2 separate regions of the Homo sapiens genome follow, and region 2 is linked to region 1. The links are chromatin loops, found by intact Hi-C in ENCODE. Cell type or tissue: natural killer cell. All regions are shown on one strand. Links, peaks and the distances in the headings refer to the core of each region. The heading gives the core; the rest is flanking DNA.

What was found. Hi-C counts contacts between places; a loop is a spot of excess contacts. Peaks named below come from ENCODE experiments on the same cell type or tissue, not always from the same donor. Only the 100,000 strongest peaks of a DNase experiment are listed, where the experiment ranks them.
Region 2: it touches region 1 in a loop (3-fold over the local background); 1 of 110 quality-filtered maps calls a loop at or near these places.

Annotation. Positions count from the first base shown.
Region 1 is chr10:33,045,570-33,054,431 of GRCh38, forward strand. The region is part of intron 2 of ITGB1-DT (ITGB1 divergent transcript); the gene reads left to right. Among named protein-coding and RNA genes, the nearest start is that of IATPR, 67 kb to the right of the region's middle. RefSeq lists an enhancer at 3,776-4,276. In natural killer cell, for the core only: no CTCF peak of the experiment used is centred there; a DNase peak (open chromatin) is centred at 4,942; H3K4me3 peaks cover 640 bases; H3K27ac peaks cover 332 bases.
Region 2 is chr10:33,121,346-33,130,207 of GRCh38, forward strand. No RefSeq gene overlaps it. Among named protein-coding and RNA genes, the nearest start is that of IATPR, 9.0 kb to the left of the region's middle. In natural killer cell, for the core only: no CTCF peak of the experiment used is centred there; DNase peaks (open chromatin) are centred at 5,026 and 5,626; H3K27ac peaks cover 1,490 bases.

The sequences.
Region 1 (8,862 bases), core at 3,897-6,396:
TACCCAAGACTAGTGCATGGGTTACAGCGATTTGATTGGTTACAGATTGCTACATTCCAAGGAAAATTATTTTATTACTACCTGACTAGAGGTAAAGATCTGAGTGGGTCTTATCTCTGGAGCCACTTGTTATTCTTACCAATAAGTCTTAATTATTTACAGAAAGAAAAAAAAAAGGCAGAAGTTCACTATGTGCTGTGTGGCTCAGGGTGAATAGCAACATTTCATTCAAGGCTCAGAATACTCTAACGTACCAACAGCTTGGCCAGGCATGGTGGCTCATGCCTGTAATCCCAGCACTTTGAGAGGCTGAGGCAGGTGGATCACTTGAGGCCAGAAGTTCGAGACCAACATAGCGAAATGACCAACATGGCAAAACTACGTCTCTACTAAAAATACAAAAAATTGGCCAGGCGTGATGATGCATGCCTGTAATCCCAGCTACTCAGGGAGCTGAGGTGGGAGAATCGCTTGAACCCAGGAGGCAGATGTTGCAGTGAGCTGAGATGGCGCCACTGCACTCCAGTCGGGGTGATAGAGCGAGACCCTGTCTCAAAAAAAAAAAAAAAAAAAGAAAAAAAAAATCCTAACATCCAACAGCTTTAAATTCAGATTACTTAATTTCACAATGCTTTCCACTTATTTTGCAATCTGTGAGCTCCTGGGCCAGGCACAGTGGTTTACGCCTGTAATCCCAACACTTTGAGAGGCCAAGGTGGGTGGATCACTTGAGGTCAGGAGTTTGAGACCAGCTGGGCAAAATGGCAAAACCCGGCCAGGCGCAGTGGCTCAGGCCTGTAATCCCAGCACTTTGGGAGGCTGAGGCGGACAAATCACGAGGTCAGGAGATCAAGATCAGCTTGGCCAACATGGTGAAACCCCGTCTCTACTAAAAATATTTAAAAAAAAAATAGCTGGGTGTGGTGGCGTGCGTCTGTAGTCCCAGCTACTCGGGAGGCTGAGGCAGGAGAATTGCTTGAACCTGGGAAGCAGTGGCTACAGTGAGCCGAGATCGTGCCACTGCACTCCAGCCTGGGCAACAGAGCAGGACTCCGTCTCAAAAAAAAAAAAAAGGAAAGGAAAAGAAAAAGGCAAAACCCTGTCTCCACTAAAATACAAAATTTAGCCAGGCATGGTGGTGCACACCTTGTAGTCCTAGCTACTTGGGAGGCTGAGGAAGGAGAATAGCTTGAACCCGGGAGGCAGAGGTGCAGTGACCCAAGATTGTGCCACTGCACTGCAGCCTGGGTGACCACAAGACTCCGTCTCAAAATAAATAAATAAATTAAAATAAATTAAAAAAATAATAAAGATCTGTGTGCTCCTGGAGGGCAGAGGTTAAGTCTTCCTCCCTTAGGTTCACCCAGCACTGAGGAAATCGCATGGCTGTGGTAGGTACCCAGTGTCACATGCTGCAGAGGCCTGGGTAAGGGTAATGAAAGTGTCACTGATGGTTCTGGGTGACTCAAAGCACACGCTTTCCCCAAAGCCTACTTCTGGTTAGCTGGTGTTATAGAGGCCAAGGGAAAATTTTCTCTTTGCCTTCTGGAAGTTTTACTGAAAAACCAACTGACAAAAGGCAGGTTAATAAGAAAGAAGGCGTGCAAATTTATTATTAATAATATGCATGGGGGACAACACAGATGACCCCATCCCCTCAGTGAGGCTCAGAAGCTTTTCTCCCTCTTTTTTTAAATTTAATTTAATTTTAAGTTCTGGGATACATGTGCAGGAATGCAGGTTTGTTCCATATGTAAACGTGTGCCATGGTGGTTTGTGGCACCTATCAACCCATCACCTGGGTACTAAGCCCCGCATGCATTAGCTATGAGGTTACGCAAAGAATGTGGGCTCAGAGCATGGCCACAAACAGGTTATGGTCGTAAATCATGTGACGGTGGCAAGACAAGTTATGGAAGGGAGAGAAGAGGGTGGATGGCTAGCAAAGGTGGCCTTGTTATGTAGATGAAACCTCAAGGGGTAGCAGCCCTCAGAGAGAAGAAATGGTATATGTTTCTTTTAGATCTTTAGAGATGTCAGACTCTCAGTTCATCTTTCCTAGATCCGGACAAGGGTGGGCCTCAGAGAATGCATGGCTGCATGAATCAGATTTTCTCTATAGAGGCAAAGCTCCCCGCAAAAGACAGCTTCTTAGCTACTCTTCTATTTCCAGCCCTTCTGAATTGCCATCTTGAAATATGTCAAAGAAGTAGGCTTTGGAGTGAAGTATTTTGGTTTCCTTCAGTATCCATGCCTTTCCTCAAGGTGGGGATGACTTACCACTGCAGAGATTCTTTCACTCTCTCCATAAGTGGTGAGAAAACTTAGCTCTAGCCTCATGGTATATAGAGCTCTAACAAGTCTCCCAAAGCTGTGGGAAGAAAATGAAGATGTTTTGTCTGTGACATTATAGAGACATCTGTCTCAGGTGAACCCTTTGCTAAAGAACAGGAATTTCTGTGGGGTCCTCCAAAGGTGATGAGAGCCAGAGCCAGTAGTTCAGCTTCCAGTTTTCTGAGTGGTGGGGAGGGGTTTGCAGACACACAGGAATGGCACCTCCATCCTTTTGTGAGCCATTCCTGTGTGTCGTTCTGCCAGTCCATGGCCTGCTGGAGTCTGCTGGTACCTGTCGGTGTGCTGTTCTGCCACTGTGTTCCTCTCGATGTCCGGCTGCTTGTGTATTCTTCCCAACAGGGACTTGGGGTTTTTATAGGCACAGGATGGAGGTGTGGCGGGCCAGGGTGGTCTTGGGAAATGCAACATTTTGGCATGAAAACAGAAATGCCTGTCCTCACCTAGGTGTGTGCGCACAGGCCTAGGGGTGGAGCCCTCATCAGGGACCCCACCCTTCTTCTCCCAGCACTTCTCTGCCCCGCCTCCTGTGTCATTTGTGTACCCATAGTTTAGCTCCCTCTTAAAGTGAGAATATGCAGTATTTGGTTTTCCATTCCTGAGTTACTTCACTTAGGATAGTGGCCTCTGGTTCCATTTAAGTTGCTGCAAAAAGCATTATTTATTTTTTTTATGGCTGAGTACTGTTCCATGGTGTGTGTCTGTGTGTGTGTGTGTGTGTGTGTGTGTGTGTATATGGAGAGATTGTGATATATGTATATCACAATCTGTGTATGTGATATATGTGTGTGTATATATATATATGGAGAGATTGTGATATATGTATATCACAATCTGTGTATGTGATATATGTGTGTGTGTGTATATATATATATAAATCTCTCTCTCTCTCTCTGTCTCTCACACATACTCTTTATCCACTTATCAGTTGACGGGCACTTAGGTTGACTCCATATCTTTGCAATTGTGAATTGTGCTGTGATGAACATGCATTCAGGTGTCTTTCTTGTATCATGACTAATTTTCTTTTGGGTAGATACCCAGTAGTGGATTGCTGGATCGAATGGTAGATCTATTTTGAGTTCTTTGAGAAATTTCCAAACTGTTTTCCATAAAGGTTGTGAGAGGTGACAGCGTGCTGGCAGTCCTCAGAGCCCTCGCTTGCTCTCAGCACCTCCCCTGCCTGGGCTCCCATTTTGGTGGCATTTGAGGAGCCCTTCAGTCCCCCACTGCACTGTGGGAGCCCCTTTCTGGGCTGGCCAAGGCCGGAGCCCACTCCCTCAGCTTGCAGGGAGGTGTGGCGGGAGAGACAAGAGCGGGAACCGGAGCTGTGTGCGGCACTTGCGGGCCAGCTGGAGTTCCGGGTGGGCGTGGGCTTGGTGGGCCCCGCACTCGGAGCAGCCAGCCAGCCCTGCTGGCCCCGGGCAATGGGGGACTTAGCACCCGGGCCAGTGGCTGCGGAGGGTGTACTGGGTCCCCCAGCAGTGCCGGCCCACCGGCGCTGCGCTCGATTTCTCGCCGGGCCTTGGCTGCCTTCCCGCGGGGCAGGGCTCGGGACCTGCAGCCCACCATGCCTGAGCCTCCCACCCCCTCCGTGGGCTCCTGTGCGGCCCGAGCCTCCCCGACGAGCGCCACCACCTGCTCCAGGGCGCCCAGTCCCATCGACCACCCAAGGGCTGAGGAATGCGAGCACAGGGCGCAGGACTGGCAGGCAGCTCCACCTGCAGCCCCGGTGCGGGATCCGCTAGGTGAAGCCAGCTGGGCTCCTGAGTCTGGTGGGGACGTGGAGAGTCGTTATATCTAGCTCAGGGATTGTAAATACACCAATCAGCACCCTGTGTTTAGCTCAAGGTTTGTGAGTGCACCAATTGACACTCTGTATCTAGCTGCTCTGGTGAGGACGTGGAGAACCTTTATGTCTAGCTCAAGGATTGTAAATACACCAGTCGGCACTCTGTATGTAGCTCAAGGTTTGTAAACACACCAATCAGCACCCTGTGTTTAGCTCAAGGTTTGTTAGTGCACCAATCAACACTCTGTATCTAGCTGCTCTGGTGGGGCCTTGGAAAACCTGTGTGTGGAAACTCTGTATCTAACTAATCCGATAGGGACGTGGAGAACCTTTGTATCTAGCTCAGGGATTGTAAACGCACCAATCAGCGCCCGGACAAAACAGGCCACTGGGCTCTACCAATCAGCAGGATGTGGGTGGGGCCAGATAAAATAAAAGCAGGCTGCGGGAGCCAGCATTGGCAACTCGCTCGGGTCCCCTTCCACACTGTGGGAGCTTTGTTGTTTCGCTTTTTGCAATAAATCTTGCTACTACTCAATCTTTGGGTCCACGCTGCTTTTATGAGCTGTAACACTCACCACGAAAGTCTGCAGCTTCACTCCTGAAGCCAGCGAGACCACGAGCCCACCAGGAGAAACGAGCAACTCCAGACGCACCACCTTAAGAGCTGTAACACTCACCGCGAAGATCTGCAGCTTCACTCCTGAGCTCAGCGAGACCACGAGCCCACAGGGAGGAAAGAACAACTCCAGACGCGCTACCTTAAGAGCTGTAACGCTCACTGCGAAGGTCCGCGGCTTCACTCCTGAGCCAGCGAGACCACGAACCCACCAGAAGAAAAACTCCAAACACATCTGAACATCAGAAGAGACAGACTCCAGGCGCGCCACCTTAAGAACTGTAACACTCACCGCGAGAGTCCGCAGCTTCATTCTTGAAGTCAGTGAGACCAAGAACCCACCAATTCCGGACACAGTTGTAGCAACCCCAACAGTGTCTAAGTGTTTCCTTTTCCCTGCATCTGCACCAACATCTATTGTTTTTTGACTTTTTGATAATGGCCATTCTGGCTGGGTTAAGGTGGTATCTCATTGTGGCTTTAATTTGCATTTCCCTGATGATTAGTGATGTTGAACACCTTTTCATGTTTTTTGGCCATTTGTGTGTCTTTTGGGAAATGTCTGTTCATGTCATTTGACAACTTTTTAATAGGATTTTTTTTATCTTGCTGATTTGTTTGAGTTGCTTGTAGATTCTGAATATTAGTCCTTTGTTGCGTGTATAGTTTGTAAATATTTTCTCCCATTCTGTGGGATGTCTATTTACTCTGCTGATTATTTCTTTTGCTGTGCAGAAGCTTAATTTAATTAGGTCCCACTAATTTTCTTTTTGTTGCATTTGCTTTCGGGATCTTGGTCATACATTTTTAGCTTAGGACGATGTCCAGAAGAGTTTTCCCTACTTTATCTTCTAGGATTTTTGTGGTTTCAGGTCTTAAAGTCTTTAATTCATCTCAAGTTAATTTTTATATATGGTGAGCGATAGAGATCCAGTTTCATTGTTCTACCTGTGGTTATCCAATTTTCCCAGCACCATTTATTGTATAGGGTGTCCTTTCCCCAGTGTATGTTTTCATCTGCTTTGTTGAAGATTGGTGGCTTCCAGGTATTTGGCTCTAATTCTGGGTTCTTTATTGTGTTTCATTGGTCTAGGTGTCTTACTTTCATATCAGTACCATGCTGTTTTGGTTACTATATCCTTATTCCTCTGGCTTTGTTCTTTTTGCCTAAGATTGCTTTGGCTATTGGAAGTGGGGAGAAACAGATATTAACTTGCAAATGTTCTTTTTGGAATTTAAATGATCATTTGAGACAGTCATTGTCTTGAAAAATGGTCTTCTTTCCTGTAATGGATAATGCATTAACAAGAAGGAGAACAAGAACAATTGTTCTCGTTGGTGGGTCAGTCCTATCTCTCTCTTTCTTTTCCCTGTCATGTTGCCCAGGCTGGTCTTGAACCTCTGGGTTCAAGTGATCTTCTTGCCTTGTCTTCCCAAAGTGTGTAATTACAGGCATGAGCTAGCGCACCCAGCCAATCCCATCTTTATGTAGATAAGGCAAAAGTCTCTTCCAGCACTTGACGGTCTCTATGGATTTTTAGTATAAAATACTCATGATGCCAGGGAACCGATTTTGTGGTGAGATATTTTGATTTCTGTCACTTTCCTTCTCACTTCCATTTGCAAGACTCAGGCCTGGCTCTCCGGAAACGAACTCTAAGGACAACTGAAACATTTCTCTCTTTCCCAGTTTCAAGGGAAACTGCTCCCAGTTTCAGGGTGAGGTTGAAGGCTGTTAGGCTGACTACCTTGGTCTTCCCTCTCAGACTCTTGGATGGGGCCTGAGAATGTGGTTTCTAGGAGCCCTGATTTCCATTCCTTTGGCTGTTTCCTCTACTCTCAAGCCTGAGTAAGCAAGAATCCTCTTTGCACCATGTTTTATATAGTGTTGTGCATAACAATAAAGACATTTTTATGGCATTGGAAAAAATATAAATGGTGGTTACAGCACTTCATTCAGCAGAGAGAAATAAATACTGTGTGTTTAATTTTTTTCAGCAAACCATTCCCATGATCTATTTTTCTGACTGCAGAACTCAAACATTGTTAAAGAATTATAAATAGAGTGTGAATCGATTTGTAACATTGCCTTCTTACATGGGCTCTTTAATTCCTGGTAATGATTTAATATACAAACATGCCTGGTGCACCTGCCTTGGTGAAATGCAGCAATTTTCCTTGTCAAGTGGTATGTGATTTCTTCCCTCTGTTCCAAATGGGCTATGCTTTCTTTCCTTTTTTCTTTTGTGTTACTGATCCTATACCTCTTTCCAGTAGCTCATGTTTATCCTGTGCATTAGACACGCTTCTAAGTGATTTTAGCATCCGCTTAATTTGCTGGGGTGGCGTCTGGAAATGTGATCAGGTTAGGGTGAGCAGCCGCACAGAAGTGTTCTTTCCATCTGAGCTGAGGTTGGGAGATCACACAGTCTTCTTCTATGAATATAATACAGAGCGTTTTGCTAGTGAAGCATAATTCAGAACTGAATTTATAATGAAGACATAATTTGTCTCTGGTGCATAAATACCAGTATGGCGGGGCTGAATCAACACACATTTTTTTTCCTTTCTGTTAAAAGGCAGGATGGGGTGGCTGGGGGAGTCTTTTGAAAGAAATAACAAAAACTCCAGGTATGCTCACTGGGTGGGCTGAGATGAGGGTCTTAGTTTTAGTGAGCAAGTCCAGAAAGTTTCCATTCTGATCAAGTTCTGCTCTTTAGAATTGCTGGGTTTGGAAACAATTTTAACCAGGTCAATTGAGACGAGCAGGCTTAGGGAAATGATTCATCTGTAAACAAAATATTAAAACCTAAGAAGCCTATGAATATACGATGTGATTAGATTTCCTTTATTATCTGACATTGGCTTGAACCTCCCCTTACCAGGAAGAACAGTTGCCTCTCCCAAGGCAGCCCCCTAGTGCGACATGTCTGTGGTGTGCTCTCCACTAGGTCCTTGTGTTTGTAGCACTGCCTCCTCTCTGAGCCATTGTCCCATCAGCTCTGTTACTACTGACGGCTGCCCTGGGCACAGCGATTCTTCACTGCATCTACCTAAGCTACCTCCATTGTGGCTTCAGAAGAGACCTTCTTCCATGGATGGCTCACAGGACAGTTGATGCCAGGATGTCATGAGCCGCAGAAAGAGAAGAAACATTTTGCCGGAAGCTCAGCATAAGTCCCACACCCAATTGCCCTGGGTTCCTGTTCCATAATCTACCATTTCCTTCAAGAATTAACAATGGAAGTATCTACTTCCCTCCGGAGGAACCCACTCCTACACACAGGGTAATGACCTTGCTCTGTGTCTCCAGCAGGATAATATCTTTGGAACATAATGGTCTGATATCAGTATGTTCTGAGTCGTTTATTCATTGATAACATCACTTAGGAGAATTGATACACTAGTCTGTGTTGGTCTGTGCCAAGCTCAAGCCAGTATTTTCCACCATCTCTGCTCTGGTGTGAAGAATCTTCTAGAAAGAAACACAGGTCCTTTCTCCTGCCATCTCTCCAATCCAGATTTTCCACCAACAGTTTCCAGAGCACAAGCATCAGTGTGCAGAAGGCCCTCTAGAGTCACACAGAGCTAAGAACACTCCATTACTCTCCCCAGAGACTATCACCCCCACCACCATCAAAAGGCAAGACATTCTTTTTTTGGCAAGAGATTCTTAAATGGCTTTAGCTCAATTAAGTCTAGCAATGTTCTAATTCTTCAACCAAATTTCTCCTCAATGTGAAATATTGCATTCAGGTCAATGGTCACTCCAAAGCAGCAGGGACAATCTTGCAGTGTTTTCTTTCAAATCCATACAAGCAAAGGATTTCCTTAAAACAAAGTTCAGTCTGCAAAAATAGTGAATGCAGACCTTCAAACTCTTTATAGAGAAAAACTTTGTGGGCTCAGAATGGTTCTTCTTTTTTTCAGATTCTAACCATTAAGTTCCAAAAACAAATAATAATACAACTTTGATTGATAAATCACTATGTAATGTACTTAATAATGAGAAAAAATATTTTGAATAGTTTGTTAGACATTTTTTCCTGCTTTGGTTACATGGAAAAGCTGAATTAAAATAAAAGTAATTAAAGCCGAA
Region 2 (8,862 bases), core at 3,538-6,037, 75 kb after region 1:
TATTTTTAATGTTTTGAGGAAGCTTCGTACTGTTTTCCACAGTGGCTATGCCATTTTACATTCCCACCAACAGTGTACCAGCTCCAATTTTTCCACATACATACAAACGGCCAACAGGCATATGAAAAGATGTTCAATATCATTAATTATTAGAGAAATGCAAATCGAAACTACCATGAGTTATCACCTCATCCCTGTTAGGATGGCTAGCATCAAAAAGCAAAAGATAACAGGTGTTGGCTGTGTGGGTTTTGATTGCTTTGCTTTGGAATTACATGGAGCCACTTCTGCTCAGCTAAGATGATGGAAGCAGCCACAGCCGTTTCCAGATTCAAAGGGAAGGGATGCTGATCTTACTTCTCAGTGCAAATCAAAAGAATTTGCAGCCACATTAAAAAAAAACCCCACAAATTACTGAGTATAACTCATTTATTCATTCCACCAAGCAGCATTTATTAAACACGAGTACCAGGCTCTATGCTGGGAAAACCAAGAAGAATTCAGCATACTCCTGCCTGCCTTGAAGAGTTCATGGTCTGGTGTTGCAGAGAATGTAGCCCAGAGTCACGGTCATATACCTGGAGAGAGACCCTGTGAAGCCCGTTCAGATTTTCCGCCACTGAGGTCCTCCTCTCTGGAACTGAACACACCAGGGAAAAATTCCTACTCCTTCTGAATTCAACAAAACCAGTTAGCAACAAGTGGTTTTTCAATTTGTTTTTATTTCTACCCCTTGGCTTGCGCTTTCTGGATTGTGGGCACTGGGATTCCTAATCTTTGGCAGCGAGTCCCATTCTAAATGTAAACAGATGGAGAAAGCGCCAGCGTGGCCGAGTGTAATACATTCTAATGCAGAAGCATGCTGACACTGTGGGCAAATGCAGCCGCATTAAACAACTGTGTTTGCTCAACCCTTTCCAGGAGGGCCCAGAAGTTTCACATCAGGGAGATGCACAGCGAATGCCTCTCTCAGGGTCCACCCCGGAGAGGCTGGGCGGTACCATTTCAGTTCCGTAGACGTTGGAAGAGCAGCCTGTTTGTTTATGAGATTTCAGGGGGGATGTACCAGGTTAGCAGTGACTAACAGTGACTTTTAATCATTTCTTTTATATTCTCCAGCTTTTGAATTTTTCTCAGGGCAGACAATACAATTAAGCTACTTTAAACCAACCTCCTGCTGCTACCACCTAAAATAACTTCATGAGTGAAACAGTCCCCACTGCCAGGGTAACCACATTTCACTCAGAACCAGTCTTCTATTTGTTCTGCCTCTCCCATCCTGCCTCCCTTGGCACCATGAAGGGCCAAATGAGCTCGATCTACCCTCCAGCCCAGTAGCAAAGTTTTCTTTCCTTTGCTTTTCTTGGTCAGGGCTAGAGGAGGTAGCACCCCATCATGAGCACTGGAGAAGGTGCCCAGAAAATCACTTCTCCAACCATATCTCCCCCTGTGGCCTGAACAGAATGCTCAGCACCAATTGCCATTTTGATTATCTCTAGAAGGTTCAGTAAAACTCGAATGTTCTCTGCTTTAGTGTCTTAACTCATGAATAATAATGACCATAATAATCAACATTTATTGGGCAATTAATTAGTGTGTGCCACCCACTTTGCTGATCTCTTTTCTTGCAATGTCTTCTAAAAGCCCTACTTTATGACTTACAACTTTACAAGTCAGTCACTATTATTATCCTCGTTTCATACATAGGGAAACTGAGACTTCTGGAGGCTAAATAGCTTGCCCCAGGTACACAGCAAGGATGGATCAGAGCCAGAATTTGAACCCAAGTCTATCTTACTCCAAAACTCTTATGTTAAAACACTGTACAGTTATACAGTTGGCAAATTGCAGGACTCTGGGAATTTGGGATACCTAACAATTAATTTCCTTTCTTTTTCTTTCTTTTCTCTCTCTCTCTCTCTTTCTCTCTTTCTTAGATGAAGTCTTGCTCTGTCGCCCATGCTGGAGTGCAGTGGCGTGATCTCAGCTCACTGCAACCTCCACCTCTGGCGTTCAAGTGATTCTCCTGCCTCAGCCTCCTGAGTAGCTGCGACTACAGGTTCTTGCCACCATGTCTGGCTAATTTCTGTATTCTTAGTAAAGATGGAGTTTTACCATGTTGCACAGACTGGTCTTGAATTCCTGATCTTAAATGATCCACCCACCTCGGCCTCCCAAAGTGTTAGGATTACAGTCGTGAGCCAGCATGCCCAGCCCTGACAATTATGTTTTGATGGCAGGTTCTGTGGGCAGAGAGAAAGAGGTCTTTCTTATGAAGAACACTCAGGACACTGAGAAGATGTGAAAATAAGGTTTTAGGGAATGAGAGATATAAATCTATACATTCAGCATTTACTGAACACCTACTGTGTGTAGAGAATTATACAAAGTCTAGGAGCATAGGGTTAGTCTTTGGGTTAATGGCAAGAAGTCTAGAGGGAGCTTCCAGGCTGAGGCAGCAGTTACCTTCATATTGAAGTTGCCTTGTTTCCTGGCTTTCAGCTCACTGCATTTTCCTGCCACTGGCCAGAGCCAGCCCTGCTACTGATGGCTGGAACTGATATTGCCTGGCCAAATAAAACTAACAACTATTACACCAACAATGCTAGCTCATATTTACTAAGCAATTTTTTTTTTTTTTAGATGGAGTCTCCCTCTGTCGTCCAGGCTGGAGTGCAGTGGCCCGATCTTGGCTCACTGCAACCTCCACCTCCTGGGTTCAAGCAATTCTCCTGCCTCAGCCTCCTGAGTAGTTGGGATTACAGGCGCCTGCCACCACGCCCAGCTAATTTTTGTATCTTTAGTAGAGACGAGGTTTCACCATGTTGGTCAGGCTGGTCTCGAATTCCTGACCACCTTGGCCCACCTCGGCATCCCAAAGTGCATGAGCCCCACGCCCGGCCTTCACTAGCACTTCACTAGCACTTTCTAAGTGCCAGGCACTGTTTTAGGCTTTGTAACATATAACCTTCCTAATAACTCAGGATGGTGGCTATCATCCCTATCCTCATTATACAGCCAGGAACTGAGGAATGGAAGGTTTTAGAGATGTACGGAGCTCTGTATCTTTCTTTTGTTCAATTGAGATCATTCTGTTTTCCATTATTCCCATCACTATTTTCTACTTCTACAACAGGGAGTGAGTCTAGAGGAATTACTGCTATCAGGAGGTCAGGGATATCGTATGGGGACCAGCAAGGAGTGAACAAAAGTCATTTTTTTTTTAAAGAGATGAGGTTTTGCTCTGTTGCACAGACTGGAGTAAGCTAATGAAATCATAGCTCGTTGCAGCCTCAAACTCTTGGGCTCAAGTGATTTTCCAGCCTCAGCCTCCCAAGTAGCTGGGACTATCGGTGTTTGCCACCATGTCCAGCTGATTTAAAAAGTTTTTTTGTAGAGATGGCATCTCGCTCTGTTGCCCTGGCTGGTCTTAAACTCCTGGTCTCAAGTGATTCTCCTGCCTCGGCCTCCCAAAACGTTGAGATTACAGGCATGAGCCACCTCAGCCAGACTAGGAGTCACTTTTGAGAGGCAAGAGGAAAACCTCTCGTTAGCCTCAGGAACACCAGTTGGGTGCTTTCCCCTCTGGGAAATCTAACTGCTGCATGTGGGTTAATCAAGCAGCCTTGAGGTCAGAGCCCTCTGGGGTTCGGCTATAGCCCCTACAGCCCAACCCTGCTCCCAATTACCCTGGCTTGGCCCTACATGTCACAGAAGATCCAAAGGTATCAGTTGTGCTTGTGTGTGATTATAGAAGGAACACACAAGTGGAAGAAAGTAAGGTGGGAAAGCTGGACCTCAGAGCCTACAGCAGCAAAATCCTCTGCAGGGTGGCTGTGGGGGCTTGGAAACTCACAAGAGCTCCCCAAGGGAGCAGCAGAAGATTTTCTGGTGACCTGACGGTCCTGGAGCAGCTGGGCTTCCTGGCTGTTGTCATCCCCTGGCTGTCCCTGATGGATAGGAAGTACTTGCCACCAAGTGAGCACTTAGTGCCGACTGAGAGAATCGATGGGAGAGAGGGGGCGTTGGAGGTGCCAGAGGAATCATAAATATTTTATACTGTTGAATCAAATGGAAAAGGCAAAGCTATTTCTTTTTCAAATGGAAGTGGTGGAGACTTCATTTCATTCAAGATTAATAGTCACACTGCCCGGTAACCAGAGCAGAAGACAATGCCAAAAAGGAATGGCCAAGTTTGGGAGGCACAAAAATGAAAGCCCTCTCCAGGGCCAGAGAGGGGTGCTTCGTGCTAAACGCCACAGGCCATGAGGTCGGCTGATCAGCAGACATGTCTTCTTTTATACATTCCTAGAAAGTGTGTAAACTAGTGGGCATTGTTTTTAAAGCACCAGGAAGATTCAGGGAATGCCTACTAAGTTACTTGTATGATATGAATAATAATGCTCAAATAGAGTGTGTCACCTTGTGAGTGTGGATTTAACAATGAAATCAGACCTTAAGCCTGTAATGCTACGAACAGAGGAATTGTGAGGGGTGGTTTCTCTCTTCCCCTGCCCTTGGCCAGGGCCCATCACCCCTGGAATCACTACAGAGTGCTGAGTATCTAGGGTATTTGTTGAGATTGACAGGCGCGGATATCTCACTTCTTGCTTTGGGAATTTCCTTTCATGTTTAATAGCCTCTGAAGGCAAATGGAAGGTGATTTTCCAAGCCATTCCCTCTGCTTGACCTATTTCCAAAAGCTGTGTCCCTGCCTCCATTTCCTGCTCATTTCTATGAAAGGAGAATGTGGTCATGCTTCCGACTTCGCCCGTGCCCTACTTCTCTCTTGAGATCTGAGATATTCTTAGGAAGTCGGTTCAGAATTCATAGTCGGGGCAAGAGGTGGGTCAGCCAGTCCTTCTCAAGCCAGAGGAGAGTAGGGTGTAGCTGACCCTTCTGGAGTTTTCTCTGGGCTGAAAGCAGGCTTCCGGGAAACATGGCTCTTCTGCTCAGCCGTTCCCAAAAACGAGTGCATAGATCTGTGTTGGTCACATCCTGTGTGTGTGTCTGTTCTGCCCAGGCCGCATGAGGAATAGAAGATAAGCTCACATTTCCTGCCTGCCAGGGACTTAAAGACTTTCAAGTTGTCTCTTGTTCTCTGGGCTCTTAAGCTACACCCAGATCTCTGTAAACTTATGCTCACTCTGGGGGAAGATGGGCTGCCTGGGCCTGCCCTTTGCAGCTCCAGAAAAGAGGACTGTCAATCAGATGACTCTTTAAAATAATTTTTTAAAAAAATATTTACTTATTTATTAGAGATGAGGTCTCAGCTCTGTTATCCAGGCTGCAGTGTGGTGGTAGTGGTGCAATCATAGCTCACTGCAGCCTCAAACTCCTGGGCTCAAGCATCAGTCGGATGACTCTTGACCTCAGGGACAACATACTAGTTTGGGAGTCACAGAGGAGAAATAATTAGCAAGCAAAGCAAGACGGCATGTTTTATTTCAGGGTTCCTCTTAACCATGATGCCCATCTCCCACACCCTCACCCCTGGCAGCCACCCTCAGCTAGATGCTCAAGGACTTTCTCTTTGCTATTCATCCTCATTTCTAAACCATACATTTTACTCACCTACCCGCAGGAGAAATACCGTCTGTGGCCCCAGAGGAGGCGGGCAGCAGCAGGATATGGGAGGTTCTGCTGGGGACTGGTGCCACGTGCCCTCTGCCACCCCACCCCACTAGCTGATGCCACCCCATCACCCACAGCCTCTTTTAGTGCCTCTGAATCAGGCACAGGCTTTTAGACAGTGCTGCGCATTCCCTCAAGTTCAGTAAGTCCAGGAAATCTTTACCATCCACAGCTCAATTGAAAACAAAACAACGTGGCCAGGTGTGGTGGCTCATGCCTGTAATCCCAGCACTTTGGGAGGCTGGGGTGGGCAGATCACTTGAGGTAAGGAGTTCGAGACCAGCCTGACCAACATGGTGAAACCTCATCTCTGCTAAAAATACAAAAAATATTAGCAGGACATGGTGCCTGTAAATCCAGCTACTCAGGAGGCCGAGGTGGAAGGATCACTTGAACCTGGGAGGTGGAGCTGAGATCACGCCACTGCACCACTCCAGCCTGGATGAAAGAGTGAGACTCCGTCTGAAAAAAAAAAAAAGAGAGAGAGAGAGAAAGAAAACAAAACAACATTACCCCCATGTTTTCCCCTTCCCTGCTAAAAACAAATCCAAAAATCCACACTCTATTCCAGGGAAATAAATGGACATTTAGGGTTAAGATACTGAAAAAGATAATGTTACCTTCCTCTCAGCTGCCTTATTTGGTTGTTTTAAGCTAAATGGAAGATTCTTGTTTAGAATCACAAAAAGAAATAATAACACCACGTGGACCTGGACGCAGACATCCTCCGCTTTGCTCCACAACCCTTCCACTGTGCTCCCTGCACTGGCGGGCAGGAATCCTGGGCGCTTACAATGCAGGGGAGCATGAGCGTTGGGAGGGGAGGGGGTCTCTGCCTCAAAAACCCAGTACATGGCAGCAGCAGTTCAGTTGTTTACAAAATAGGGACTGATTCCCTTCCCTTCCCTTCCCTTCCCTTCCCTTCCCTTCCCTTCCCTTCCCTTCCCTTCCCTTGCGTTCTCTCCCCGCCCCTCCCCTCCCCCCCGCCCCCTCCCCTCCCTTCCCCCCTCCCCTCCCCTCCCCTTCCCCTTCTTTCCTTCCCCCTTCTTCCCTTCCCTCTCCTCACCCACCCACTTCCCTTCCCCCCTCCCTCTCCCCTCCCCTCCCCTCCCATCCTCCCCTCCCCTCCTTTCCCACTCCTCTCCCCTCCACCCTCTTCCCCTCCCTTTCCTCCCTTTCCCTTTCTTTCCTCTCCTTTCCCTTCCTTCCCCTTCCTTCTGACAGATTCTCGTGCTGTTGCCCAGGCTGGAGTGCAATCACATGATCTCCGTTCACTGCAGCTTCCGCCTCCCAGGTTCAAATGATTCTGGTGCCTCAGCCTCCCAAGTAGCTGGGATTCAGGCATGTACCACCAAGCCCAGCTAATTTTTGTATATATATATATATATATTTTTTTTTTTTTTGAGATGGAGTCTCTCTCTGTCGCCCAGGCTCGAGTGCAGTGGCGCGATCTGAGCTCACTGCAAGCTCCGCCTCCCAGGTTCACGCCATTCTCCTACCTCAGCCTCCCAGGTAGCTGCGACTACAGGTGCCCACCACCACGCCCGGCTAATTTTTTTGTATTTTTAGTAGACACAGGGTTTCACCATGTTAGCCAGGACGGTCTGGAACTCCTGACCTCAAGTGATCCACCTGCCTAGGCCTCCCAAAGTGCTGGGATTACAGGCGTGAGCCACCGCGTGGCCTGAGTTTCATTGAAAAAGACCACGTGTGCACAGTGCCTGGGGCACGTGTGGTCCTCAGTTCCCGAGATTTCCCTTTCTACAAGAGCAGTGACCAAATTTTAGGCCTCTCCTTAAGGCACCTTCCAAGATGCAAGTCCCCACCTGGTGGCCAGTCAGGCCACATGGAAGTGCATGAGGGTGGGGACACAAAAGTATCCTACACTTGCAACTCTTTATTTTCACTTTCTGCACTTTTTTCTTTCATCTTCTCTTTTTTCTCTGGTTCTCTCCTTTCTCCTGCTAGCTCAATTTTCCCTCCCCAGGTTTTTGGAACCCAGAGATCTGGCTTTCTACTGTTTCACTTTGTGCCCTTAGAAAGGTCCCTTCACCCCCTTGGGGCTCTCTCCTCTTGAGGAGAGGGAGGAAGTTGGATTACAGTTTAGGAAGATGTGATTGGGGCTGATCTAGTTGAAATGATGACCGAGGGCTTGGAATTCCCTCCAAATGCTCTAGCCAGCCCACCCAGGGTGCTTTCTTTTTGATGGGGTCCCAGGGACTTCTCAGCACTTCCACACCACCAAACTCTCTGATTGCTGAGTCGGCTCTAGTAAGTATTTTTCTTTTTCTCTTCTGCCCACACTTGGCAGTGTGGGGACAGAAGGAAAGAAGCTGGCGATCCCATGCCAAGCTGCTGAGGCAGTCTTTTCTCTAAAGTGGTCATGGAGTGTGTGTCATCCTCTGCAAGGCATGTATCTGCCAATGCAGGGGTGAGGCCTCGGCCACCTCCACCCTCTGCCGGAGCATTCAAACGTCTCCAACTACAGCCATTCCCCTGAATGGCTGCAGAGGTCAATGAAGTAACGTCTGAAAATGCTTGTGGGATCTTTGGGTTTCCAAAGCATTCTTCTTTCTAACTCTGGAATAAGGCTCTTCCTTAAAAATAGAAAGCCATCTGTGGGGTGAATTTTAATATACTGTGCACAATAATCCCATCCTCATGCTGTGGTTGTGTCCACAGTCCTGGGGCAGGGCCAACATGTGACCACTTAAATTATTTATCAACAAATTTTTCTCCTCACGTCCACATGGATGTTGAAATGGTTTTCTAATTCATTTTTAAAATATGCTCTGGGTTCATGACCCCAGCTTCGGGGAATCATGACATCCTCATCACTTGACAGTGCCAGCAATCAGTCAGCTCCAAAGAGCATGTGTACTTCAAAAAGACTGACTCAGCCCAGCCTTAGAGGATTCTCCTTTGGGGTGCAGGACTGGGTTCAAACTGAGTTTTCCAACACTGGGCGAGTTTCAGCAAAGTAGGGCTGGGATAATGGTGCGGCTCTTGTGATTAATCTACTCCAGGAAAGGTTGAATGAGAAGTTAATGTGGATCCCCCAGAAGCTGCAGAGGGTTAAGAGCTTTTATTTTAGCGAGAATTTAAGATGCGAGGCCTGTCAGGTGCACGTGCCATCAAAAACATGACCTAATCCTATTGATTTTCTTTTAATGTTCACAGACTGGGAGCCCCGGGAGGGAGGCAGACAGCACCAATGCATTGCGCAAA